5 separate regions of the Mus musculus genome follow, and all the other regions are linked to region 1. Evidence: chromatin loops called from intact Hi-C (ENCODE). Cell type or tissue: heart. All regions are shown on one strand. Region 1 holds the start of Atad2 (ATPase family, AAA domain containing 2). Region 2 holds the start of Zhx1 (zinc fingers and homeoboxes 1). Region 3 holds the start of Zhx2 (zinc fingers and homeoboxes 2). Region 4 holds the start of 9130401M01Rik (RIKEN cDNA 9130401M01 gene). Region 5 holds the start of n-TMcat16 (a tRNA gene).

The links. A loop is a pair of places that touch in the nucleus more often than their neighbours do. Peaks named below come from ENCODE experiments on the same cell type or tissue, not always from the same donor. Only the 100,000 strongest peaks of a DNase experiment are listed, where the experiment ranks them.
Region 2: a loop joins it to region 1, with 4 times the contacts of the local background. A loop is called at or near these places in 13 of 42 quality-filtered maps.
Region 3: a loop joins it to region 1, with 4 times the contacts of the local background. A loop is called at or near these places in 3 of 42 quality-filtered maps.
Region 4: it touches region 1 in a loop (3-fold over the local background); 2 of 42 quality-filtered maps call a loop at or near these places.
Region 5: it touches region 1 in a loop (2.6-fold over the local background); 2 of 42 quality-filtered maps call a loop at or near these places.

Annotation. Positions count from the first base shown.
Region 1 is chr15:58,132,490-58,137,489 of GRCm38, reverse strand. Atad2 (ATPase family, AAA domain containing 2) reads left to right here and starts at 2,408. Exons shown (of 28, transcript NM_027435.2): 1 at 2,408-2,683. The coding sequence starts at 2,516. In heart, CTCF peaks have their summits at 2,168 and 2,367; DNase peaks (open chromatin) are centred at 2,389 and 3,409; H3K4me3 peaks cover 2,996 bases; H3K27ac peaks cover 2,066 bases.
Region 2 is chr15:58,073,933-58,078,932 of GRCm38, reverse strand. Zhx1 (zinc fingers and homeoboxes 1) reads left to right here and starts at 2,425. Exons shown (of 4, transcript NM_009572.4): 1 at 2,425-2,776. In heart, no CTCF peak of the experiment used is centred here; DNase peaks (open chromatin) are centred at 2,192 and 2,662; H3K4me3 peaks cover 2,848 bases; H3K27ac peaks cover 2,163 bases.
Region 3 is chr15:57,692,709-57,697,708 of GRCm38, reverse strand. It overlaps Zhx2 (zinc fingers and homeoboxes 2), which reads right to left and starts at 3,042. Exons shown (of 4, transcript NM_199449.2): 1 at 2,705-3,042. In heart, CTCF peaks have their summits at 1,972, 3,424 and 4,480; DNase peaks (open chromatin) are centred at 1,558, 2,138, 3,808, 4,458 and 2 weaker places; H3K4me3 peaks cover 3,763 bases; H3K27ac peaks cover 3,222 bases; H3K27me3 peaks cover 239 bases.
Region 4 is chr15:58,031,761-58,036,760 of GRCm38, reverse strand. 9130401M01Rik (RIKEN cDNA 9130401M01 gene) reads left to right here and starts at 2,467. Exons shown (of 6, transcript NM_029418.4): 1 at 2,467-2,677; 2 at 4,682-4,777. The coding sequence starts at 2,561. In heart, no CTCF peak of the experiment used is centred here; DNase peaks (open chromatin) are centred at 2,550 and 2,830; H3K4me3 peaks cover 1,594 bases; H3K27ac peaks cover 1,182 bases.
Region 5 is chr15:57,974,348-57,979,347 of GRCm38, reverse strand. n-TMcat16 (a tRNA gene) reads left to right here and starts at 3,293; the gene lies at 3,293-3,365. LOC115488500 (a long non-coding RNA gene) reads left to right here and starts at 2,002. Exons shown (of 3, transcript XR_003951568.1): 1 at 2,002-2,125; 2 at 2,632-2,991; 3 at 3,093-5,000. In heart, a CTCF peak has its summit at 2,114; DNase peaks (open chromatin) are centred at 415, 2,277, 3,277 and 3,577; H3K4me3 peaks cover 2,465 bases; H3K27ac peaks cover 2,233 bases.

The DNA of each region.
Region 1 (5,000 bases):
TTAATAGGGGCAGGAGAACCGACAGGAATTCATCTTACTGATACAACTGCTAGAAACTATGTTAATGTTTTGTCAGGTCTCTTAAAGCAGAGGTTACTATGTTGCTATCACGTGAGCAAAGTCTAAGCATTAGGCCTGGCATAGATCCTTTTTTTGGGGGGGGGGGGTTACTGATGGCTGGAGATGTAGATCCGTTGGTAGAATGTTTGCCCTTCATGCAAGAAACACTTGATTTGGGCTGGAGAGATGGCTAGGCCGCTAAGAGCACTGACTGCTTTTCCGAAGGTCTTGGGTTCAAATCCCAGCAACCACATGGTGGCTCAGACCCATCCATAATAAGATCTGATGGCCTTTTCTGCAGTGTCTGAAGACAGCCAGTTATCACACTTGAAGCAGGTCCAGGTGGAGTCTGTTACACATAATAAATAAATAAATCTTAAAAGAAAGAAAGAAGGAAAGAAACTCTTGATTCAATCCCAGGCACCACATAAATGGTGTGATGGTACAGATGTGTAATTCAGCACTCAAGGGGTAGAAAACAGGAGTATTATAGATGAATATCAAGGTCCAACTAAATGCCCACTGGGATCTCCAGTTTCTTCTGCCTCAGAACAAAGAATTGAGACAGGGATATGTGGATAGTGGTAGAAACAGAAACTGCTACTACATACATACATACACACGTTTTGTTTTAGAAAAAAGTTTTTTTTGTGTGTAGTCTTATAAACCAGGCTGGCCTACTACTCATGAGATCCACCTGCCTCTGCCTCCTGAGTGCTGGGATTAAAGGCGTGAATGAACCACCACTGCCAGCTACAGAAACTGTTTATTAAGAGAGTACCTCAAATCAAAATGGGCCAGGGCTGGAAAGGTTAGAAGTTCAATGGAATCTGTTCCTATTGAATTGGGACATTTATATCTCTTGTTTAACAAAGCTTTTTATTTATTTATTTTTAATGCCAAATGGCCTCTGTATCAATTAAGAATGACAGAGGTGATTTATCTGTTACGTAGACAGCCACCCTGGGCTACTCCATGGTGATCTTGATGGCTTTGTTTGGGGCAGAGGTTGTCAGTCTTCCACCACCAGCTGCCACAGAGGGTCCTATCATCGGCCTTATGTCAGACCCAGAAGGTCTGAGAGATTTTTCTGCGGAGGAGGAATTCTGGGGAGCTGAGGTACCTTTGCAAGGCAGGGTAGAGCAGTCAACCCGTGTCCACAGTTTGGACTGGGCTCTGGCAGTGGGTGAGGGATGGGGTAGTTCTTTGCCAAGTGGCCAGTTAGCATCTGGGAAGCAGGTCCAGGTGGAGTCTGTTACTGCTCATCTTCCTCAGCTGAGGCTAGCAGAGCTGGTATTGTCTGCCGGGGGAAGCCATTTTCATGAAACACCTTAAAATGTCAGTCAGAAGCCGGGCGTGGTGGCACACGCCTTTAATCCCAGCACTTGGGAGGCAGAGACAGGCAGATTTCTGAGTTCGAGGCCAAGCCTGGTCTACAGAGTGAGTTCCAGGACAGCCAGGGTTATACAGAGAAACCCTGTCCCGAAAAACAAAACAAAACAAAAAAAAAATAAATAAATAAGTAAATAAATAAAATAAAAATGTCAGTCAGCAGATCTCTTTGAGGGGTTTGAGAGCCATCATATAATCTATTATGTATACCCCTAATTAAAAAAAAAATGTTGCATTTAATTACTTTTTTTACGCTTAACCTTGACAAAATAGACACAGCAAAAGCTTGTCTCTGTAAATGAATTACATTTGTACCTAGCACGACTACAAACCATTCTGAGCACAGGAAAGAATTTGATCATTTATAAGGTGACTGGCCATTAACTTTATGTCGTAATTACTTTACAAGTTAGCTTTTTTTTTTTTTAATCCCGGGTAAGTTTATATGACTCATTCTATCCCAATAGCTGTTGCCAGTTCTTTTAGCTGTCTTTAAGGACCATTATATTTTCTTTCTTTCGTGCAGTTTATTTTTGTTAGTTCATCAATAAAAACCTCTTCAAGTCTCAAAGTCAAACCTATCGGAGGCAAAGTGCTTGGTTTAAGGACCTTTTTTTTCTGGCGTTTGAAGCCTAGATGGCGGGAAGCCGCCGGCAGGGAGCCAAAGGGCCCTTCCGCCTCCACGCGCCAAAATTCCAAACAAGACGCTGCACCGCTCTCTCCGTCTCCTTCCACTGAGGGCGGAGAGCCGGAACTACAGCTGGAAGAACGACGTCGCAAATTCCTGTGAGGGGGCTCGACGCGGTTCGCTGGCGCCTCGGTTCGCGTCGGCTCCGGTTCCCGCGCTCTTCGGATTGGAGGAGAATTTCGGGTTCGTCGATCTGGGGGTGGGGTCAGGAGGCGTGGCCGGCGGCGGAGGGATTCGGCGCGCGTACGCTGCGGCCGCTGGGCGCGCAGTTTGTGGCGCCAGAATTCAGAGCGCGTGAGCGCCTGAGCAGCCTCCTCCGGAGCCAGGTTCTCCACTTCCCCCGCCTCGGGTTCCGGCTTCTGCAAGCGGGGCACCATGGTGGTCCTCCGCAGCAGCCTGGAGCTGCACAGTCGCTCCACCACCTCCTCGGCCACCGACTCTCTGGACCTGTCCAGTGAGTTCCTCAGCCTGCAGGACAGCGGCGGGAGGCGGCCCAGATTGCGCCGAGCCGGGAGGAAATCGACGGCGTCCAAGGCGGCGGGCGTGAGTACCGACCTAGGGCGGGGAGCTTTGGGCCCCGGGTTGGAGACGCGCGCCCCGCTCTGGGGTAGTGGGCTGTCGTGGACCAGCGAGGTGGAAGGTTCTGGAAAGACAGAACTGGCTGGAAGCGGGCAGAGCAAGTTGGTCGCCACCTCTTTCTACGCAAGAGGAAACCTAGAGCCGAAGCGCTGCGTAGGGCCGAGCGGAGGAGCTTTGGGCCGACCTTGTGCTCCCCCCATCACCTCCTTCCCGGTTCCTTCCCCGGGTCGCGTCAGTCAGGGGAGTGCGAACCCCCTGACTGCTGGAGCGCGTGCACGGGAGCATCTTGAGTTGTGGGCCCAGACAGTAAAGAGTCCACTGACCTCCATGTACGGTCCAGGGAGGTTCCATCGTGAGACTCAAGCGAAGTAAAATATCAGGTTGCATAATATGGAGGGACGAACGGCGACATTGCGTGGTTGCACTTTAAGTCTCTTGACAAGCCTTAGAGGACCTTCTGGTTGGTGGTTATCGGTGTGACAGATGAAGACATGGGCTCCAGAAAGGTAAACAGAGAGTGGTAGACAGTTCTGGAATTGGAACTTCGGTTTTTTGTGCCTCCCACAGCTTTCCTTTTCTGGCAGCTTCATGCTGCATTTACAGTCTCTGTAGTGGGAGGTTTGCAAATGCTTCTTGCCCATCACTGGGACCAGTGCGGAGAGATTACACATCGCCCGGCTTCGGCGGTGGTGGAAGGGGGACAGCGGGGACAGCGTTCACCAAAAAGGTTGAGGTTGAGGAAGAAACACTAAAGTTTCCGAAACCGGTAGTGATGGTCCGGTTGCAGTGAGGGAGTAGGAAAACAGACGCGTAGCTGGTCAGGAGACTGGAAGTCTGATCAGGAGCGCTGCGCTGGGAGTGACACAGCAGTGTCCACTTAGTTCAGACAACCCTAATCTTGTATTGGCACTATATAAAGTGAATCACTTGTAGACAGACGTAGCTTCCTTGGGGACTGGGATGAAACAGTCTTCGTTTGTTTGCTTTGTTTTGGTTTGGTTTTTTTTTTTTTTTTTTTTTTTTTTTTTTTTTTTTTGAGACAGGGTTTCTCTGTGTAGCCCTGGCTGTCCTGGAACTCACTTTGTAGACCAGGCTGGCCTCGAACTCAGAAATCCGCTTGCTTCTGCCTCCTGAGTGCTGGTATCAAAGGCGTGCGTCACCACACCCGGCTTATATTTTTGAAATGAAGTCCTCCCTTCTATAAATCAAGGTATTTTTGTAGAGCTTCTAATTAGAGGCTAATTAGGGGTGTTATATCGGATTTTCCTCAAGGACGACAGATTCATATTACAAAACACCATCTATACCAAGCATAAAATAGCTTTGTATTTGAAAAGTTTTATAAACTGGGGGCTTTATATTTAGTCCCATGTAAGTAAAAATGTATGTTTCAAAAACTTAACTCTCAGCCAGGCGTGGTGGCGCACGCCTTTAATGAGGCCAGCCTGGTCTACAGAGTGAGTTCCAGGTCAGCCAGGGCTACACAGAAAAACCCTGTCTCCAAAATCAAAAAACAAAAAAACTTAACTCTCTGCTTACCCTAGTCTTTGAATATTTCTTAATTTCCAGTCACATATTTTTCAACAGATGGTAGAGATACAGATACAGATGGTACTTTGGATGGTAAAATTTATTCACTTTAAATTCATTATTGTGATTTTTCTTGGTTTAATGTTGGAGACAGACCTTAAATTCTGAAGGTATGGAGAGGGACCCATAACTACAATGTACCTTGTTTTAGTTTTGAAGGCAGTTCTGTCATTTCGACTTCAACAGGTTCTCATCTGCACTGACTAGATTTTTTTTTTTTATGTGGTAGTGGACCCTTAAGTTACCAATGTGTAGTGTTTGGTGAGTCATCACCCTCGTTACATTTTCTGGACAAACATGGAAATGACATGGAACACTACTTATTTATTGAGCCTGTTTATCAGTGTACATCTGGAGTCCACATCCCCTTTGTAGAAGATTTCTGGACTTCGCACACTTTCTTGAAGCCCATTCTATGGATGTACTTTTTTTTTTTTTTTTTTGGTTTGGTTTTTTGAGACAGGGTTTCTCTGTGTAGCCTGTCCTGGAACTCACTTTGTAGACCAGGCTGGCATATGACAGACATATGCAACCTTGGACTTCTGATCCTGCTGCTATGCCCCCACCCATACCCTTCCCATTCACATCACCCCAAGTGGTGGGATTGCGGGCAAGTGTCACCCACCATGTCAGGGAGTAAATCCTGTACTTGCAGTTTCATAGCCTGTTCGAATACTTGTGATAAAATAAT
Region 2 (5,000 bases), 59 kb after region 1:
AACGACTTCTCATCTCTAACAGGGCTGAAGTCTTGTCATGCTCGTCTGGGGATGACAAGCCGCCAAGTTTGTGCATAAAAACTCTAGGCTTCTCACTGTGCCAATCCGCGGTTAAAACTCACTTCTGGAGCTGCGCAGCTGTTAAAATCAGTCATATTTACAATTTTTATAAATGAGTTTATTTTAATAGAAACAAGTTACCCTGTAAGCGTGGTCTCTAAACAGATTTATGTGGGCTGGCACAATCTGCTATGGGAAACATATATGCATATTGCTTAAGTCTGCAACGTTCTCTCTCTCTCTCTCTCTCTCTCTCTCTCTCTCTCTCTCTCTCTCTCTCAAGTGCTGGTAACAGTCTTGCTTTGTGCAAGGATGCCAGATAATTGGCAGCACTTCAGCCAGGGATACTGTTCCCAGCACTGTGCTATTGAAATTGTTTTCCTGGACAGAAATGCCCTGTGGGAGTGACCTTAAATTGGGAGGCTTTGGGGAGTGAAACAGGCTGGCTGCTTTAGAGAGAGAGGGATAAGACTATAAACTAGTGCTAAAAAGGAGGAATAAGAAAAGGGAAACAGAGAGAGAGAGAGAGAGAGAGAGCTAGAAAGCGAAGTCCATATGCCTCAGCCACTTCAGATTCTCCTCAATTTTCACTTTGATGTATTCTATGAGCATGTGTTTTTGCCTAGCATCTAGTCTGTAAGATCCTGGAAGACAGAACAGAGCCTTCCGGATCCATGGCTTCCACATCTATGATTCAACCAACTGTGGATCAAAATGTTCAGGAAAAAAAAAATCATGCATCTCTGCTGAACGAGTCAACTTTTTTTCTTGTCTCGGTATGTTAAACAGTTACAGTACAGCAGCTCTTTGCCTGGTGTCTACATCATCCTAATAGAGATGAGGTAAATTCCATCGGGGCATGTGCACAGATTATATGCAAATTCCATACCAGTTTATTTAAGGGACTTGAACAACACTCTATTTGGGTATCATGGAGGGTTCCAGAACAATCCCTTTTAGATACCAACGGACAACAGGATGGCCTTACTCAGTTTTACATCTCCTTTAGTGTCCGGCACATGTGGTCCTCAAAAAGCAAATGGTTGAATGCATGAACAAAAGGTTGAATATCTGAATTTAAAATATTTTCTTTGTTCAGAGTTAAATCCTAAACTGGGATTCTCAGTGGACCTGGAACTGTCTTTGGGGTGAGCATAAACTGGTGTGTGTGTGTGTAACTTTTTGTCTTGTATTTTTCTTATGAGGGATACATAAATACATTGTGTATTTAAACACATTGTGTATTAAATACATTGTGGAGAATGCATTGTTTTATTTTACTGATGTTAGTACTGTATTATAAATACTTTCCATTAAACCACTTTCTATTAAAAACTACACTGATTTCTTAAATTCTTTGTATAAGTAGTTTGCATTCTGAATTTAGTTTCAAGGGGCTTGAGCGCTATTAATTTTTGTTTTAAGAATGGGCCGAGAGTGGGACAGGGTTGGGTTCCTCTGCTGGTGAGACCATTAAGCCTCAGCATACACAAGTTTTAGAATTTTAGGATGCAACTAAATATTGTGCACGTTGATATCAGCAGCCAGGTCTTCCCTTCATGTAAATGCAGAGTGCAAATTTTCGGGCTGGTGTGGCTTGGTGGAGCTCTGCTATCAAAACACAAAAGGGTCCATGACTGGAATGGGGGTGGGGACTAAACATCCAGGCGCCAAAGAGTTCTCTTACGTCCGTCCGGAGCGGCGAGTACAGGAGCGAACACTCGGAGTGGTTTCCTTTCGCCCTCGTTTGTTATATTCAATGGAACAATGACGAGAGGGCTGAAGGGCAGAGGTGGGGAAGACGCTGAGGTCCTCGGCTGGCCGCGCTGCGGGGCTGGTGCCCACTGCGGAGAGCTCGGCTTCAGTCAGTGGCTCTCCGGGGAAAGAGGGACGGCAGCAGGAAGCAGAGGCGGGAGGCTCCAAGTGGGGCCACACTTAACTTTTCCCGTCCAAAGCTGGAACTACGGGGCTCCTGCTGGACTCGGGCTAGGAAGAGGCGGAGCAGCGGCTGACAGGAGCGCGGGACTGTTGACAGCGGGTGGGGGCGCGGCTGGCATCCAGAGGGCGCTGCCAAGGAGGAGCCGAGAGTGACAGTGGGCGTGGCTTAGGGAGGGGCGGGGCCTTAGGACGCCGGCTCCGGGAGAGATGGGGTTGGTTTCGGAGGACCTAGGCAGTTTCAAGGGAAGAAAGCGACCGAGGTCGCGGGAGGCGGGGTCCGACTTCTGACGACCGCTGGCCGAGCAATCGCTTGAACGGGGCGGAGCCTCGCAGGCCCTGGAGGAGGAGCTTCTCGCGACGGGGCGTGGCTTCTAGTGACAGAGGCGTGGCCCCCTCCTGACAGGGGGCGTGACTCTCCCTGACAGAGGGCGGGGCGGCGCACACCTCCCGCAGCGCCCGGTTCTAGAGGAGCGGCCTGGGTCGCATCCCAGAGGAGCGGCGGAGTCCTCGAGTGGGGTGCCCGGCTCGTCCCCGCCTCGGCTGGCTCCTCCTCGCGGCCCTTGTGGGTTCAGGGAGCGGAGTCTCTCTCGCACCCTGGCCTGGCCTCTCGGCGCTTCTGCCGGGCTGCAGAGCTCCGTGGGGGGCCCCCTCGCGCGAGGGCCCTCCGAGTGGTTCCGGGGTTAGGGTTCACGGGTCAGAGTTGACTCCCTGAAAAGTGCAGTCGCTCTGAAATGCAAGATGGCGGCGGCGAGGCGCTGAGGCGAGGCGGCCCCTGCAGGTAGCTGCGCGAGCGGGCTGGGGACTGGGCCTCGCGGTTGCGGGTGGAACCCGAGCAGGAACTCGCGGCGGGTAGGGAAGCCGAGAGGCGCGGGCGCTGGCGCGACACGGGACGGGGCAGCAGCGGGACACAGACACCCCCCCCCTCTTCGGGACCCAGCCCACGGTGCTGGGGCACGCAAGATCGGACCCGGGGGGAACTGGGCCTGCCCCGCGGCGGGGCGGACGGAGTCGCAGCTCCCGGATTCTCTCGGGGGTTGTCAGAGCGAGGACGGAGCTCTGGGTGGAGGGTTTGGAGGGAAAGCCCCAGCGCCTTGGTTGGGAGAGCACTGAGTAACTTGGGGGCGCAGAGGGGATGGGGAGCCGGTCTCCCTGGGGGGAAGGACGTCTCTGGGACAGCGGACCCTAACTACCGTGCGGGTCCTGGGGAAGATCTCCAGCGTTGGGCCTCCGGAGGCGTGAGGCCACCTCGTGGGGACACGGCGCAGCCCCCCTCTGAAGAGTCAGCCAAGGATCTCCGGCTGGACTGTAGCGCACTGGCTTTGGGGTCGGAGCAACGGGAAACCTCAGCAGAGAAGACTCAGGAGTTGCATCCCCAAGAAGTATAGTGCGAAGTATATTTTGAGGAAGAGCAGGCTTTTAGGGGAGAAGTTCATTAAAGAGGGTGGAAACACACTTGTCTCTGCTTAGGTAGTGGAGCGGGAGTGCAGACTTGGGAGAGCGATGGACCAGAGGAAACTCCAAGCCTTGGGGCTTAAAGGGAATTGGCTAGGAGGGAATAAAAAGGACTGGGGTCTGATGGCAGGAAAGCCGAGCCCTGACTCATTTCTTGTGTATTTACACCGAAGTTCCAAGAGAGGGACTTAGAATTCTTTGTTTCGGTACTCCAAAGGTACCAGTAAGAAACGAACCAAACGGAAGAATAAGATTCTGTTTGCTATCCTTAGCTTACTCTGGGCAAAGCAATTGGAAAACTGAATGTAGAGAAGAAGCATAGATAAAGTAGGAATGCTCACAGTACTTTTCTGTCACTAACCCTTCTCTAAAAGACAAGACCAAAACAAACCAAGAAGAGATAAAATTTAGGAGGAAATTATGAGAAAGGCCGATTGAGAAGTTGTGACATTTTTAGGGTGGGATTCCATGCAATTCGAAGAAGCAATTCTCTCGGAGATTAATATTATGGCAAATGAAAATCCGGAAGGACCACTCCTTCCCCAGGAAAAGACTGTGTATTGTGGGGTACACAAGTACACCTTTCTATTTGTGGTGCTGGTCATTGTATTTCAGAAGTCTTTGTCCTAACACTTTAATTTGTATGCAGTAGTAATTACCTGTTTCTTTTTAAAATGCCTTGAAAAAGTCATTATTTCAAACTGGCAGTGGGGATTAATAGAAGTTTGTTCAAACAAGGCTACTGGCACATAGATTATTTCTAAAGAAGCAATTCTGATTCCAGATTTTAAGCGAAGGAAAGAAAGGCTGAGTGCTGCCAGGGACAGTAGTTGGGTAACAGGGCATATAAGGAAAAGGACATTCATGAATATTTTTTATCTTAGTTTCTCTCTCCATCCTCCAAGCATTTTAAAAGTATACAGACTAATTTTAGGCAAAGTAAAATGCATAATCTTAGATTTTGTTTTGAATTGAAGTTTCAAAACATAGCCTAGTCTGGCCTTGATGCCATGGCAGTCCTCCTGCCTCTTCCTTGTCAGTGCTGGGATTACAAGTGTGTACCACCATCTCAATCTTAGATACTAATTTTTTACATTTTTGTTTATTTGTGTTTGAGTGCAGTTATGTGCACATCCCACTGCCTGCATGTGGAGGTCAGACGACAACTTTCAGGAGTTCTGGGTAGCAGACTCAGGTTGTCAGGCTTGGTGGTAAATGTTTTTACTGACCAAACACCTCACTGACCCTTAGGCATTTTTGTTAATATAGAATTTATAGTATTTTATTTATCAATGATTTTTTTTATAGAACTACCTCTTGATATGTTTTATTTGACTGCTTAGATTAAAATGAGAAAAAAGCCGGGCATGATGGCACATGCCTTTAATCCTAGCACTTGGGAGGCAGAGGCAGGCGGATTTCTGAGTTCGAGGCCAACCTGGTCTAAAAAAGTGAATTCCAGGACAGCCAGGGCTACACAGAGAAACCCTGTCTCGAAACAAACAAACAAACAAAATGAGAAAAAATAAACTCCAAGAGTCCTAGTGACT
Region 3 (5,000 bases), 440 kb after region 1:
TCATGAAGACAAAATAGTCTAATAATAAGCACTTAGGATAGTGTCTGGCATAGAAAAGTGTTTAATGACTGTGGGCTCTTGTTAGTATCCGGAACATTATAGTTGTTGAATGAACAAATGCATCAAATGCTTACTCGCCAAATAATGAAGAAACAAATGAAATCCAGATGAGTCTCTGAGTGGAGACCCAGGGCAGTAGCTATTGCACTCAGTTCTGCCTGCACTTGACCCTGTAGTTGGTCATTGTAAAGACCCCCTTGGATCAGAGATGGATGCCATGGCGTCAACACAGACTCTCTACATTGTGCCCTGTGGGTTGGCCAAGCTGTCTTTACTTCTAGGAGCCTTCTGTTTCCTCCACCAGAATCTAAAGACAATACTAATAGTTGGTTTGTGGGGTAATGGTGAAGATTGCATGATAAAGCATGCTAACCATCCAGCAAGCTTAGATACTGTAACAGCAGTACTCTGAACACTTACCAAACAGCAACATGATCTCCCCTCCCTCCCCCAGGGTTGTTAAAGGCACAGTGTTCTCAAAACCACCAAGGCCTGATGCACCAGGACGTGATCAACACTGGACAAATCAAGTTCCTCTGTTTTCAACCTGGGAATCCAACGTTTGCAGTGTATTTGCTTTTTATTTTTCCACCCCGCTCTTTAAATGATGTGTCACTGATTTATTCCAAAACTTCGGCCTTCTGAATTTTCTCCTTAGCTGACATCAAACCCTGCTAGAAAGTAAGATACAAGTTCATAGTATAGTGATGGAGTCGAGATTTTTTTTTTTAAACAGTAACAATATTCCACACACCACAGGCCTGATTATTGTCAGGGAGACATTTTTTTTTAAAATCTTATTCTTAGATTTCCCCCCTGGCTTTAAAAGAACAAGTGTAAACAGCTTTATGTAACTTTCACTTTAAACTTAAACCTTTATGTTGGTCCCACGGAACCACTTGCCGGCCCCATTAGTCTATTTTTACTATCAAACAGGTCATTTAACAAGATATTTATTCCTCTTGGCCGTCATCCAAATGCGTTTTGACATTACTGCCCTGGGTCTGAACCGCTTAAACTGGAGGCTCTTAGAAACAGAAAATCACCTTTTGACTTAAGTCTCCAGGAGCGCTCAGCCTCTCTTCACTTCCATGGCATTAAATTCTGCTCTACTCTTAGAGCAGCCAAAAAACCGAGAGAGTATGTTTTAAGAGAATTGTTGTGGGAAGTCCAAGAGCTTAGAGGGTCACAGAGAGGCATTCCAGTCTCCTATATCCTGCTTCAACAGGGAGCTGGCCTGAAAATTGAGGAGCTGTTCACTTCCAGAAAGAAAGAGATCTTCAGAGAGCAGCAAATGGAGAACGCTGGGCTTTAAAGGACAGTGATGCCTGGGGCCCCAGCTGAGCCTTGACTCTGAAGAGGGAGGGGTGTTTCCTCCTCCTCCCCGCCCCCAACAAAAGGCCTTCGCGGAACAGTGGAACACAGAGACCCCACTAGCTTTGAAGCCAATCAATCAGGTGGAAGTCTGGGCAAATCACGACTTGGCTGCCGCGACAGGTCTCCTCCACCCACCCCGTTGGATAAGCTCTCCTCATCCTCCTCCACCACCTTCAGAGCACAGTACAGCTAGGGGGCCAAAGGGACGTTCCTGTGATGCTCCTGTTTTCCAACTTTCCGAGCTTGTTGGTCTCCTGCAAAGCTGCTAGGGAAAGGGCAAGTTTGCAAAGCTCAGGATCCCAAGTCCTGGGGGAAGCCACAAAGACGCTCCAACGCCAGCCAGCAATGCTTAACCTCTTGTGGGGCAGACTGGAAAACGCCACGGCCACTTAGGCGGGAGACCCGGGTTCCGGCTGGTCCCGGCAGGCCAGGGACAGCAGGGCCCCCGGGGTCCGCGCGTCCCCCGCATCCCCCTCCCCGCGCACCTGAGCGGGGCGTGGGCACAGCGCCGCACTCAGGCCCTGCCCGCAGGTCCCTCGCCCGCCGCCCGCGCCGCGCTGCGCGCCGGCCGCCTGCAGCCACCGGGAGCGACGCGAGGAGAGGCAGCCTCAACACGGCGTCATGCTTCCTGCCACCACATTACGGCGAATCGTCACCAGGAGAGGGGAGCAGAGGGGAGAGCGGGGGAGGGAGGGGTGCAGCCACACGCAGCCCCCAGGCTTCCAAAAAGCGCCGAGACGGGGCCACGTCCCGGTGGAGTCCCCGCGGGACCTGCCCGGTTTGCACAAAGCGCCGCAGTTTGGCCAAGAAGGCAGGAAGCCGGCCACAAAATAAATAAATAAAAAACAGAGTCGAGTCTACGTAACGCCCTGTCGAAAGCGGACGCCATATTTTTTTGTGGCTTATGTCGACATAGGGAAACGTAGACATGTTTTTCCTCCTCCTCCTCGGTCTGGCTTCCATTTATCCAAACTTGTAATCAAAACTATTTCATAAAAAAAAAAAAAATCTCCGTACTCCTCTCCCCGAAACCGCGGATTTCCTCCCACCCTCAAAAAAAAAAAAAAAAAAAGAAGAAAAAAAAAGCCTGAACACCCCCCTCCCGCGCACCCCCATTCCTAACCCGGCCAAGTCCCATTAACAACACATTTTCGGGAGCGGCGGCGGCGGTGGGAAAGTTGGGCTGGAGTGGCGGGCGCCCGGCGTGTCGGGCTCCGGGCTGGCGGTGCCCGCTGCGGGTGCTCCGCGCCGGGGCGAAGTTTCTTACCTGCGCCGGGGCTGCGAACGCGGGGACCCGGGCTGGGAACGCGGAGACGAGGCACGGGCGTTCCAAAATGGAACTCTGCTGGCTCCCCCCACCCACTCCCCACTCCCCACCCGGCGCCCGACTCGGGCTCCGTGGGAAAGAGGTGGTGGTGGGGGAAAGCCAGCCTGGCAGACAGACAGACAGACAGATAGACAGAAAAAAGCCCCGGTACGGAGAACGGTTGATCGAATTTTTTAAAAGAAAAAAAAAAAGAAAAGAAAAAGAAAAAAAAAAGAAAAGAAAAAAGAAAAAAAGGGGGAAAATGCCTCGATCAGTGGGGAATCTACGCCAAAACCCACATGATCTGTAACGTCAGCATGCGTATTTGCATACGATACCACCACCGGAGCTGCCACCCGGGCTCGGGTTCCGCAGAAAGTTACAAAGTGAAATTCAGGCCCCCCCGCAGACTTCGGCAAAATGTCATTTTTAGGAGGGAGTTGCTGGTGGGGGGAGGCTGCCCCTAAAGGCTCAGATGAGTGGTCATCCCGGGTGTTGGGGGGGGGGGAGTGCTTAAAAGTCTGAGTCCAGTAACGGACTCATTGGAATTTTTGCGGGAAGAGGTGGGGGAGGCGCAAGCGAGATCATTGACTATTGAGCACGACCCGGCGCGCTGCCGCGGCCAAACCCTCTCGGTGCAATACCCATTTTCTTTATGAAAAGTTCAAGGTGTCACTGATGAGCTCAACAAACTGTTGATCCTCACCACGTGGAGTGGCGGACCGTGAGACCGCAGGGCGCTAGGGCTTGCCCGGCGCCAGCAACACCCCAGACTCCAGGTCCTTCTGCAGTGCGTGGGGGCAGAACGCGGGTGGGGTCGTCACGCGCCCTGGGCTCTGCTTGAGTTTCGCCCGCCTTCTGGCAAAAGAAAATAACAACATACTTTAAAACTTTTTTCTTTCTTTTTTTTTTTTTTTTAAATCGAGATGCGTTTTACTCCCGGAATAGTAATGAGAGGGCTTGGGAATAGGGCGGGGAAGAAGGCGCCCCACTTACATAACCACTTGAAGTTAGATCACTTTTGCTGGGGATTTCCGCTTGCGCCTGAGCTCAGTCTGGTTAAAGATCTTCAAACTTTTTCCCTCCAAACCCATAAACAAACAAAGACACCCGGGGAGCTGACTCAAACTTGTGTGGCCCGAATTCACAGCGATTCTCAGCTTCGGGAAAATGCACACGCCTGCAGCGCGCACACTGGAGTCCCCCAGAAGCGAGACGGGTCATTTTCGGAGCTGGGACAGCCGCGTTCCCGGCGAGAGGGGTCTCCAAACGAGCCCTCCATCTGCGTGCGTGCGTGTGTGTGTGTGTGTGTGTGTGTGTGTGTGTGTGTGTGTGTGTGGTGTCTGCCCTTTGCAGCCCTGGGAACCGTGAACTAGAGACCCGGCTGCTGTGCTCCGGCGATCACGCAAGGTTAAAATTCTCTAAGGGAGCATCCGAGGGAAGATGACGGACCTAGCAACCTGTCAGCGTTGTGCATTCTTGCTCTCAGAGACCCTTTCCCCCTTCGCAGATTCTGGGGGCGTTTGGGAATTTGTTGGGTGTGAGCGCTCTTGGAGCCCACCGTAGGGGGTGGAGGCTAACTCTGGGACCCAGATTTGACACTAGGAGTTACTGGAGAAAACAGAGGGCTTGGGACTTGAAGACTGCGGAATTGCCTCCCATCCTGCGGATTAGCAGGCGCATCGCATTCCGGCTTCCCAGCCAGCTCTGCTCCGGGGAATTAGAACGAACTCTAGCGGCCGCTTGCGACTCCGCTCGGGGCGCCAGGACAGCAACAGGTGGCTGTGTACTGCGGGGTGGCCAATGGCGATGACTTAGTCTAGAGGAAGACTGGTTTTGGGGGCTGATGGATGGTCACGGCTCTAGGGAGCCTCTGCTGGCATTTTTCTTTCGTATTAGGTTTTTTTTTTTTCTATTTAAGATTAAATCAGCGCGCATGCTAAATTTCTTACTTGCCTTCCAGCTTTAGTTGGGTTATTGCTAACTGAGGGTGGAGGGGTTGCCTCTCTCTTCTCCCTGCCCCCCACTCGTCTTTGTCCGTCTGTCTTTTTCTTCCTAGATAGGTTTAAAAGCCCAGAAAACCGGATTCTGACTGTGGACTGGCTTTAGTGCTTCCTTTCTTACGAGAGACAAAATCCGACGGGGTTCTTAGGAGGATTCCATTCAGATCTTTGTTGGTGACTATAATCCGGATCGTGCCCTGACTTTCTCAGACTCATCTGATACCTATGATCTGAGAGTCTTGTCAACTTTTATC
Region 4 (5,000 bases), 100 kb after region 1:
ACCTGCCTCTGCCTCCCGAGTGCTGGGATTAAAGGCGTGCACCACCATGCCCGGCTGTGAGGCCATGTTTTGCAACTCCGATTCCAAGCCCTGGCTCTTCAACTGTAGTAGGGGATTTTTAAAAGTCCTAATTCTAACTACAGTTTGGAATCTATTAGTCAGTGGTCTCTAGAGGCACAGAACTCATGGGTAGTCTCTATATAGTAAGGATTTGTTGATGACTTACAGTAGTCCAACTCCCAACAATGGTCAGCAGCAGCTGTGAATGGAAGTCCAAGGATCTAGCAGTTGCTCAGTCCCACAAGGCAAGCAGGTGAAGAAGAGAGTGAATCTTCCTTCTTCCATTGTCCTTATGTATGTCTCCAGCAGAAGGTGTAGCCCAGATTAAAGGTGTGTGCCACCACTTCTGGGATTCATAGCCACTATGCTTCAAGATCTCCCTGCCAAGATCCAGGTCAGAAACTTGTATCTCCCAGATTCCAGATTAGAATCACAGGTGAGCCTACCAATTCTGGATTGTAGTTCATTCCAGATACAGTCAAGCTGACAACCAGGAGTAGCCATTACAGTATCCATAAGGTTTCCCAGGGCCCTAATGGCTACATTCTCACTCTCAACTGGGATTCTATCATAGGAGGCAATGCTGGTAGACTCAAGCTGGGAGAAGCCTGCCTTGGCTGTTATATAAGATTTGGGGGGGCTGGAGAGATGGCTCGGTGGGTAAGAGCACCCGACTGCTCTTCTGAAGGCCAGGAGTTCAAATCCCAGCAACCACATGGTGGCTCACAACCATCCATAACGAGATCTGACTCTCTCTTCTGGGGTGTCTGAGGACAGCTACAGTGTACTTACATATAATAAATAAATAAATAAATCTTAAAAAAAAATTTGGGTTCACATTTTCAAATGAAAGGTAAACAATTACTAGTCAATAGACATAGCTTTCTTTTTGTAGACAAATCTGCCATGACTGTGGGAGTAGAGTAAGCAAGGAGGTTCTTTTAGCAAAAGGTTGGAAACTACTGAGCCCAGGAATCTTGAGTGCAAAGGGCAAAGAGCTATCACTTCCCCACGTGCAGCCCTTAAACAACTGCTGCCATTTTAGCACACGCTCTGGTTCAGTTGTTGGGCAGGAGGCTAGAGCTAGCAGGCCTGAGCAGGAGGGAAGACATTCTGAGATCAAATATCTTTCATAAAGAAAAAGCTGGAAGAACTCCTCCTTGCCCGCCTTTGCTCTGCTCTTCCTCCGCTCCTGGAGCAGAGATCTTGAATACACCCATGACACCCCTTTCACCTCTAAAGCTTTGTGTGCCTTATTTTAATCAATACCCATTTTATAGACTGGGTCACACAGCTAGCGAGCCAAGGCAACAGAGCCACACACACGTGGCTCTTGCAGTCCTTCAGTACTGTGCTGACACAGTTCTGGGCATAGACAGGGCATACTGGGATTAGGGCAAGTATAGCCCTTTTTAGGACATTATTTTTTTCCTGGTGATATTAGGAACTTTTCTTATAATTCTCTATAATATCTGAATTTTTCTTAATAAGAAGTATTGCATTTCTGATGAGAAAACAAAACAAAAACCCCAGGTATTAAAAAAGAACTTCTCTGGATGGATCCCACAGTAGCTACTGCCTGGAGGCTCCCTGCGTGGACTCTTCCAATGAGGCTATTGAATATGCACTGAGTTCCACATTTGGTGAGCCAAGGGCAGATGAATTTTGAAATCCGGGGAGGTGGTTTGGGTTGCCCTGTACGAGTCTGTAGAGTAGAAAATAGGGCTGAAGGAAAAACCCTGGAAGCAACTGGTGGAAGAGGAGCAAGTGTGAGGGCAAATAGAAAAGCTTTATTACTAGCTCCACATTAGTGCTCTATAACACAAGCCAGTGTTTTGTCCACGACCTTTACATTCTAGAGTCAAAACGTTTCTTGAAAGTCTCAAAATTCTGCTAGCCTTGATCCAAGTCTTTAAATTGTGATGTCTAGTTTTTTTAGTAAATGCGTGAAGAGTTCTGGTCTCTTCTTCAGAGACCCTGGGCTTTTGAACAAGTTACCTGACTTCTTCAAGCCCAGTATCTCCTTTTACAAGATAAGAATAACCGGGCTCTTCTCACAGTTATTGGGAAAGAAATTTTAGAAATAAAATGCAAAATAAAATGGGGAGAATACTGTCAGTGGTTTAAAGCTGATACTTACCAAGTTAACTGGCTCTCCAGAGACCACGACTATTCGAGGTACTCAGGAGGAACTCACTCTATCCAGCTCTAGACACAAAGAGGTCAAAACCTTTGTTGGGTGGTTTAGGAGGCCCTGGAGTCAGGCAAGAATTTCTGCTCCACCACGGAAATCCCCAGCCGCTGAAAGACTACCACTCCCAGAATGCAACGCTCCGGCCGACAACCCACCGCTTCCGTGTGGGCGGCGCGCCGGTGCCGCTCTACACTCTACCTTGCCTCGGCAGCCTTGGCGCGGCTGCTGTCGCGCGCTTTGGAGGCTGGGTGATGGGCGTCGCTCTAGGTGTCGCCTCGTTTCGAGGTCCAGTTGCACTTCCGCGCGATGGAGACCGGATGCTGGGTGCTGGGCGGCGAATTTGAGGACTCGGTGTTCGAGCAGAGGCCGGAGCGCCGGCCCGAGCCGCCCTCCCCCTACCGCGCCAAGCTCTGCGAGCCGCAGGTGAGACGGCTGCCCCTCTTGCCGCTCCGCTCTGGAGCCGGCCTGCGGCGAGGCCCACCACCGTCACTGTCCACCCGCCCTGCAACCAAGCACGGCGACTTCACTCTTGTACCCTCGGGTTGTCTGTCTCCGTCCCCCACCCTCAACCCACGTGTCCTGCAGGCGGGCCCGGGCTAGCATCACACGCCCCCTTCCTGCCTCCAGCCCCGCCCAGGTGCTCCGCCGTAGCATCCTTGCAGGCCTGCTGGCTGCCTAGAAGAATAAAATAGTTCCAAGCTAATTATGTTTCATCATTTCCTAGTAATGTATTGAGACTTGGATATGTTATTGTTGAGTTGGGATGGCTAGCTATGTGACTAAATGGTTGCAGAGTGCCGAACCTAACGGTGGCTCAAATACCTCGTCTCGAGTGACCCAGTGTTTAAAGAATAGAACAAAGTTTTTCTTACTGTGATGGCCCAGTAGAAGGAGAGGCACTAATTTAGCACGCTTATGATGAGCCTTGATACTCAGTGAAGTGTATTTCTCAGAATACAACCAAGCTATTACAATGTTAACTGTACTGAGTCAACAGAATTTAGAGACTTTCTTCAGCCTCAGCAGGTTTTATTGTAAAAGAGAATAGGAGATGCTTCTTTGGGGCTGGAAAATTGGGCATGCAGAATGCTTTTCATCCTTTTTTTTTAATTCTTTCTTGGTAGTTACATCTGGATCTCACCTTATGTCCAGTGGGTTTACATCAGAAGAGGTCGTCTTACAGATGTGTCCTCAGATCCTCCAAATCTTTGTCTGGGATGCACAGAAACCTGACTCCAGTTAAAATTTCCTGTGCTCTGTGTGCCTTTGTAGCATTTTTATAATAGGACCATCGCCATAATCACAGTTTCCTACGTCTTGTGCACAATTTTGTCAGTCCCTATTCACTCTCAATTGCTCTAAAAGAAAGCAGATAGCACTTTAAGAGTCACTGGACTGCACTTGGTGATGTCATTTCCAATAACTTCACTGTGGTTGAAACCGTGTGCTTTTATTTATTTTTTAAATCTGTCATTGACATGTATAGACATGTGATCATTACAACTTTTATTTTTTAAAACCACGTTCATTTATTTGTGTGTGGGTGAGAGAGCCATGGCACTGTGTGGCGGTCAGGGGACAAACTGCAGTTGTTGATTCTTTCCTTCCACCACATGGGGCCCATAGATCAAATCAGGTTGTCCGACCTAGTGACAAGTGCCTTTACCCGCCGAGGCATCTCACAGGCCGTCTTATCATTTTAATAAAAATTGGGCTGTCAGAGAGATGGCTCAGCAGGTAAAGTCACCTGCAGCCGAGTTTGATGAACTGTGTTCTATCACCAGAGCTGGAAGAGTAGAAGGAGAGAACCAACCAGCAGTTATGCTCTGACTTCCGTATGTGCTCAGTAGCGTGGATGGGCCCACATACGTATAACATGTATTAAAAATATTTTTTTTAAAATCTGGGCCATCATGAAGATTGTCATTGGTGGCTCAGTGAGTGACGTGTTTGGCGTCTAGCATGAGGATTCATGATTCCTAGCACTCACATAAACTGGGCGTGCCAACCAGCACAGGAAGGCGGAGACAGGAGTACCTTGGGGCTTGCTGGCAGCCGATCTAGCTGACTGGTCCAGTGAGAGACCCTGTCTTGAGGTAACAAGATTGAGACTGATTGAGACAACTAATGTTGATCTCTGGCCCGCACACCACATGGGGATGCACACATTTACTGCGCATGTAAACGTATCATTTAGTCTGATGTGGTCATCCGGGTCTGTAATCTCAGCACTTGGAGGGCGTACGATGAGATGCTGTTTTAAAAAGCAGAATATAGCCATCCCTTGTCCATTGCTTTGCCTTGTGTCATCCTGAAGAAGTGTGGCCTTGACGTTTAGATGGTTGTGTCATGGGAAAGTGCTTTTGACTGTGAAGTGGAAAAGCATACTTCAGCCGCCATCGTAAACTTTATCTTCTTGGTTCCTAGTGGTTTTATGAAGAGACAGAATGTAGTGACGATATTGAAGTTCTCACTCTCAAGAAATTCAGAGGGGACCTGGCCTACAGACGACAGGAATACGAGGTGGGGGTCAACACGAGTGGGACTTTGGCATTTCAGCTGGGCTCTGGTTTTATCATCAGTAGCACATGCAGAGAGCAGTGTGTGCCAGGTTAGCAGTGTGCTTTGTGGATGGATTTAGTCTTTGGTGGGGCCTATAGATAATCTTAGACTCTTCAGTCTACGCCTTTTCTACAGGGTCCATATTATGTTTTGTTTTTTCATAATTCCAGACAAAGACTACTTT
Region 5 (5,000 bases), 160 kb after region 1:
CCCGAGGATGTGGCTCCTAGTGGGAGGGTGAGCCAGGCCCTGAAGGTACCCGAGGATGTGGCTCCTCTTTGTGGTAGAGCCATGAGGTTTTGGGGGGATACGGTCAAAGTCACTGTAACATTAGTAATGGCCACTCTAGTCTCAGGGAGCCTATCGAGCGCTTTGGGGAACATCTGGCCAACAGCAGGGGTAAGGCTGCTTCATTCTTGGATGCTGCCAGTAACAACAGGCTGCCTCCTGCCTAGCTGTCCGTTCATCAAGCTGAACCCAGGCTGGGGGGACTGAAGCCTTCTGATGCCCTGGACAAAGAGCTGTTCCCCTCAGGGCGCATCTGAACAGCCTGCCTTCACACCCCTCGTCTCTTTGCCTCTGCTCCCTCTCTTTGCCGGGATGGCTTCTCCCTTCCATCTGTCTTGTTATAGTCAGAATAAAAGATGAGACTCCTGCGAGCCTAACCAAGGCCAGCCAGGCAGGTTGCCAACCCCAACTGTAAGAGGTCAGCGTGTGGGAAGAGGGGGTGCTTTCCGTATCCCAGAGGATGACAGCATAGTGTCCGACCCTGAGGGCCTCCTCCTCTCTCAGTTCTCAACTCTCCTCTGTTTCTTCTTAGTTGAAGCAGAGGTCACGGGAAGGAGGCAGGAGTCCTAGTATGCAGGCATTTGGAGCCAACTCTTCTGACCTCTGTTCCAGCTGAGCAGTCACTACTGGGGACTGTATGAGGAAAGAGCAGGCAGAGGCCAGGCCAGACAGAGGTGGCTCTTAAGCTAGGTACAGTCCCTGTCGAACCGATGGAGACAATGAGCTGAGGGTGAGACAGAAGTACAGAGAGAGCGAGGTGTTAAAAGTCTCAGTCATTCCTACCAGCTGACCTTCTGGTCTTGACCTTTGGGTAAATGGAAACTTGTCCCTGGGGTGAGAGGACAGGAATGAACCTATTCTTCTTTTAATCTGCCCACAAGTTCTTCAGTCTTCCGCTATCCAACACATCAATACAACTCTGCTGTGTTTGTTACTAACAAAACTTAGATCTTCTGGAATTTGAAGACTTTTCTGTGACACCTAGAGCCACCTTCGTGGTAGCATGAATAATAAAAGGTCTCTCACTGACTTGGATGTTGGATTAAAGTGTCTGCAGGACTTGGTCCTCCCTGGGTCCCCTTATTGGCTGTGGATAGATGGCTGTCTTCCCCCTGCACCCTTCTAGGTGTTCCCTCCGTGTGCACTCGGTCCTCCTTTCTCATAGACACTCCAGGCAGTTATAAAGATCAAGGAAGAGGCACACGCATTACTAGGTGTGATGGCTATTCTTGATTGTTAACTACACCCGGAGTTAACTAAAACCCAAGCGGCTAGTGTGGTGGCTTGAATAGAAATGTCCCCCAAAGACTCATGTGTTTGAATGCTTGGCCCATAGGGAGGTGTGGTCTTGTTGGAGTGGGTGTGGCCTTGTTAGAATAGGTGTGGCTTTGTTAAAGGAACTATGTCACTAGCTGGGAACCTGGAGCACACTGGCCTGCAGCCAGATCAACAGGTTGGAGAGTGTCCCTTCCAGGCAGCTCAACTGGTCTGAGAGTGTCTTTCTCTGCATCACTTCCTTCCTGCTTCTATATGCTGGGGAGAGGGAGGGATGAGGCGAGTCTTGTCAGTTTCAGGAATTTCCTGGGGCCACTGAATTGCTTACTTCCTGAGCTTAAGGAGCTTCTCTGCAGGATGGAGTTCTTACACATCAAATGACGGCTCAATACGTTTAAACATGCAGTATGGACCAGACAAGAATCCAGTTCTGTGTGTTGTGTGTAGAACACACAGTAGTAGAAACCTGTAAACTCATCTATACTGCGGGGCATCCCTTGTGCTGATTGCTTCAGGTTGCTTAGGACAGAGAATAAAAGAGCCACATGTTGGAGGCGGTGGCCAAGAAAGAAGCTGTTTCATTGGGAGAAGGAGTCAGAAAGGAGTTAAGTGGGGAAAGAATTAGCAAGTTTCAGAGGATGTGACCTTTGACCTGACAGTTGAAGGAAGAAATCCAGGTAGCAAAGTCACCTGAGCATAGAGAGGCCAGTCAGGTGGAGGCGGCCTGTGCACAGGTGGCAGTGGGAAAGGCCTGTTCCTGCAGTTCCAGAAGGTACAGCTTGGAACACTTGGTCAGCTATGGGTCTGAGAAATGACACACTCACTTCCAGCCAAGCCTGTAGTCCCGTGGGATGCGGGGCACCATCCACCTTGTATTTTGGACTCTGTGCACACAAAGCCAGAGGTTCATTCTGGGGCCTCCCTGAGGAGTGCACTTGCTGCAGGAACCAGGAAGCTGGGCATGTGTTCACACACCCAAAGGTTCCCTTCTGTCTTTGATAGTGAGTGGGACCCTGTTTTAGTTACAGTTCTCTTGCTGTGAGAAGACACCTTAAGCAAGGCAGCGAATCAAGGAAAGCATTTAACTGGGGGCCTGCTTCCAGTTTCAGATTAGTTTATGACCACCCTGCCTGGGAACATGGTAGCAGGCAGCCTTTAGTAAGAGCGGTAGCTGGGAGCTCACATCTTATCTATAATATAGGGGCAGAGATTGAGAGACTGGGCCTGGTGTGGACCCCTCCTCTAACAAGTCCACACCTTCCAATTTTTCCTAAACAGTACACTAATGGGGACCAAGGATTCAATTATATGAGCCTACGGGGGCCGTTCTCATCCAAACGGCCACAGATCCGCATTTAAAAGAGCCAGAAGCTTTACTGAGCGGCGTGTTTGCTTCTTGAGCAATGCAGCTCAACTGGAGAGTCCCAGCTGCGTGTAGCCTTCCGGACCTGTGCCTCCTTGAGCTCCTGGGGACGTCCGGAGGAAGCCTTGCGACGAGGAGAAGTCGTGGCAGAAAGTGTGAATGCTCGTAAATTATTACCGGAGGATCCTTCTACTACCGGAGGCTCCTTTGGCTCAGTTATGCCGGGTTAGGAGTGACCGTGAGAACCCAGCATCCGGAACGAGGCCAGGAACACAGTAGGTGACCAATAAATGTGTCATACCATTATGCGCGTGTAAACTCTATACTAAAACAAGCTCACAACAGTCTCTCTCTCTTCCATGCTCTCCCTCTCCAGGACGACTTTAGCGAGCAAGCCATTGTGTCTGTTGATGGACACAGGAGAATAAAGACTAGGCGAGTGCTGCGCTGGTCGGCTGGTTTCAGAAGGGCCAGAAATTCAAGTTCTGGAAACGTTAACTAAACTCAAGCCTCTGAGCATGCGCGCTGGGCTCTCCAGCAGAGTCTTGGGATTCTGGCCGGAAGCAGCACATAGGTGCCTCGTTAGCGCAGTAGGTAGCGCGTCAGTCTCATAATCTGAAGGTCGTGAGTTCGATCCTCACACGGGGCACAATACTTTTGGCCGCTCCGGGTCTAATTTCTTGCCAGAAGGAAATTTTACTCTTTCTCCTGGAATGTCTTGCGTTGGCGAGGTGTGGAATGGCTGCCGTGTTCTAAGCGGACCTGGACCTTGAAAACAATCTGGTGATCGATGGGGTCGCGGACTGCCCCGGGGAGGGAGGCGGTCCGTTTCTGCTTGGTTCAGGAAACAGTGTGGTGCGAGGGGCGTGAAGCCGGGAGGGAGGAGGTGGGGACCCGCCCAGGCGCTCGAGGTCTCTAGGGGTCCTGGCCACTCCTGCAGGCAGCAGCCGTGCGACCACAGGTCAGATAGCAAGTCCCGTGGGGCTTGTTGGCTATCGCTCATCCTCCACCTTCCCAGCAGCTACCCTCCCGGGTTACAGCCCTTCTTCAGAGCGTCTTGGGGCAGTGGAGGGTCAGTCATTTTCTGGGGTGTGTTTACTTCAGTGGCTGATTCGGGGGCTCGGAAGACAGGCACAGATGGCCCTCTTCACTCCCTGGGATCCAAACTTCCCTGAAAACTCTCTGGATCACCACCAGCCCCCACTCTGGGTGGTAGTACGCAGTAACGTCAGTTGGTCCTCTATTAATTCCCATCGCGCCTGGCTTTTCTTTTCCTTCGTACACATCATTCCATAGTTTCCTTGGAGGAGGCTTAGAGAACACTTAGCAAGCGAACACGTGGCTCTACCACAAGGTCCTTCCTTAAGGGGACCCTGCCTTCCCTTCAACCATGAGGTTTGGGGTCTGAAATATAGGGATGACCGTAAATGGAACCGGGGCTTCAGGTCAACTGTGTGGCTCAAGTTGGACTCTGGGCCATTGGGTCTGGAGTCTTTCCTCTTACGTACACCGTTTTGTTGTTTTGATTTTTGAGACATGATTTCTCTGTGTAGCCCTGGCTGTCCTGGAACTCTCTCTGTAGACCAGGTTGGTCTCCAACTCACAGAGATCCTCCTGCCTCTACCTCCCGAGTGTTAGGATTAAAGGCATGCGCCACCATTTTAGTAGTCTGCCTGTCTCCTTCCTTAGAGACAAAACAATAACCAAGGAGCCCTAACTGATTGCCTGACTGAACCTTGCTGTCCACCGCTGACCTGGGAATTGAAAAGCCCGTTGGGTCCCTGCTACCACAGACTGCAGTCGTAGGCGTGGCATTTCTTATTGTCTGCCATCAGAGCCACAATGGACATCCTCAGCTTTGCAGACATTTCGCCTTTGCGATGTCTTACTGGAGTCTGGTTTTTGGACTCCAAGCCTGGACTTGGGAGGTGTGTGTGGGGTCATGTCATAAATCTTGGTTTCTGTTCCTGGCTTCCTAAGCTTTGAAGACCTTTATCCACACTAAGGATTCCTAAGATTTTTTTTCCACCCATGACCCCTCCCTTTTTGGCCTGAGAAATTTTACGAGAACCTGGGTTTATAAGTATATAAATACATATACAAATAAAATTTATTGAGAAGAAACCACAAATTTATTTTATTTTTAAGTTGAAAAATAACTTGACTGTGATTGGAGAATCTGAAAGATCGTGGGCTGCTTTTAGTAAGAGTGCTGTGAATGGCCACCAACACACAGCGAACCTGAGGCTTGTCAGCTTAGGTACTCTGAGGGGGGAGTTTTTAA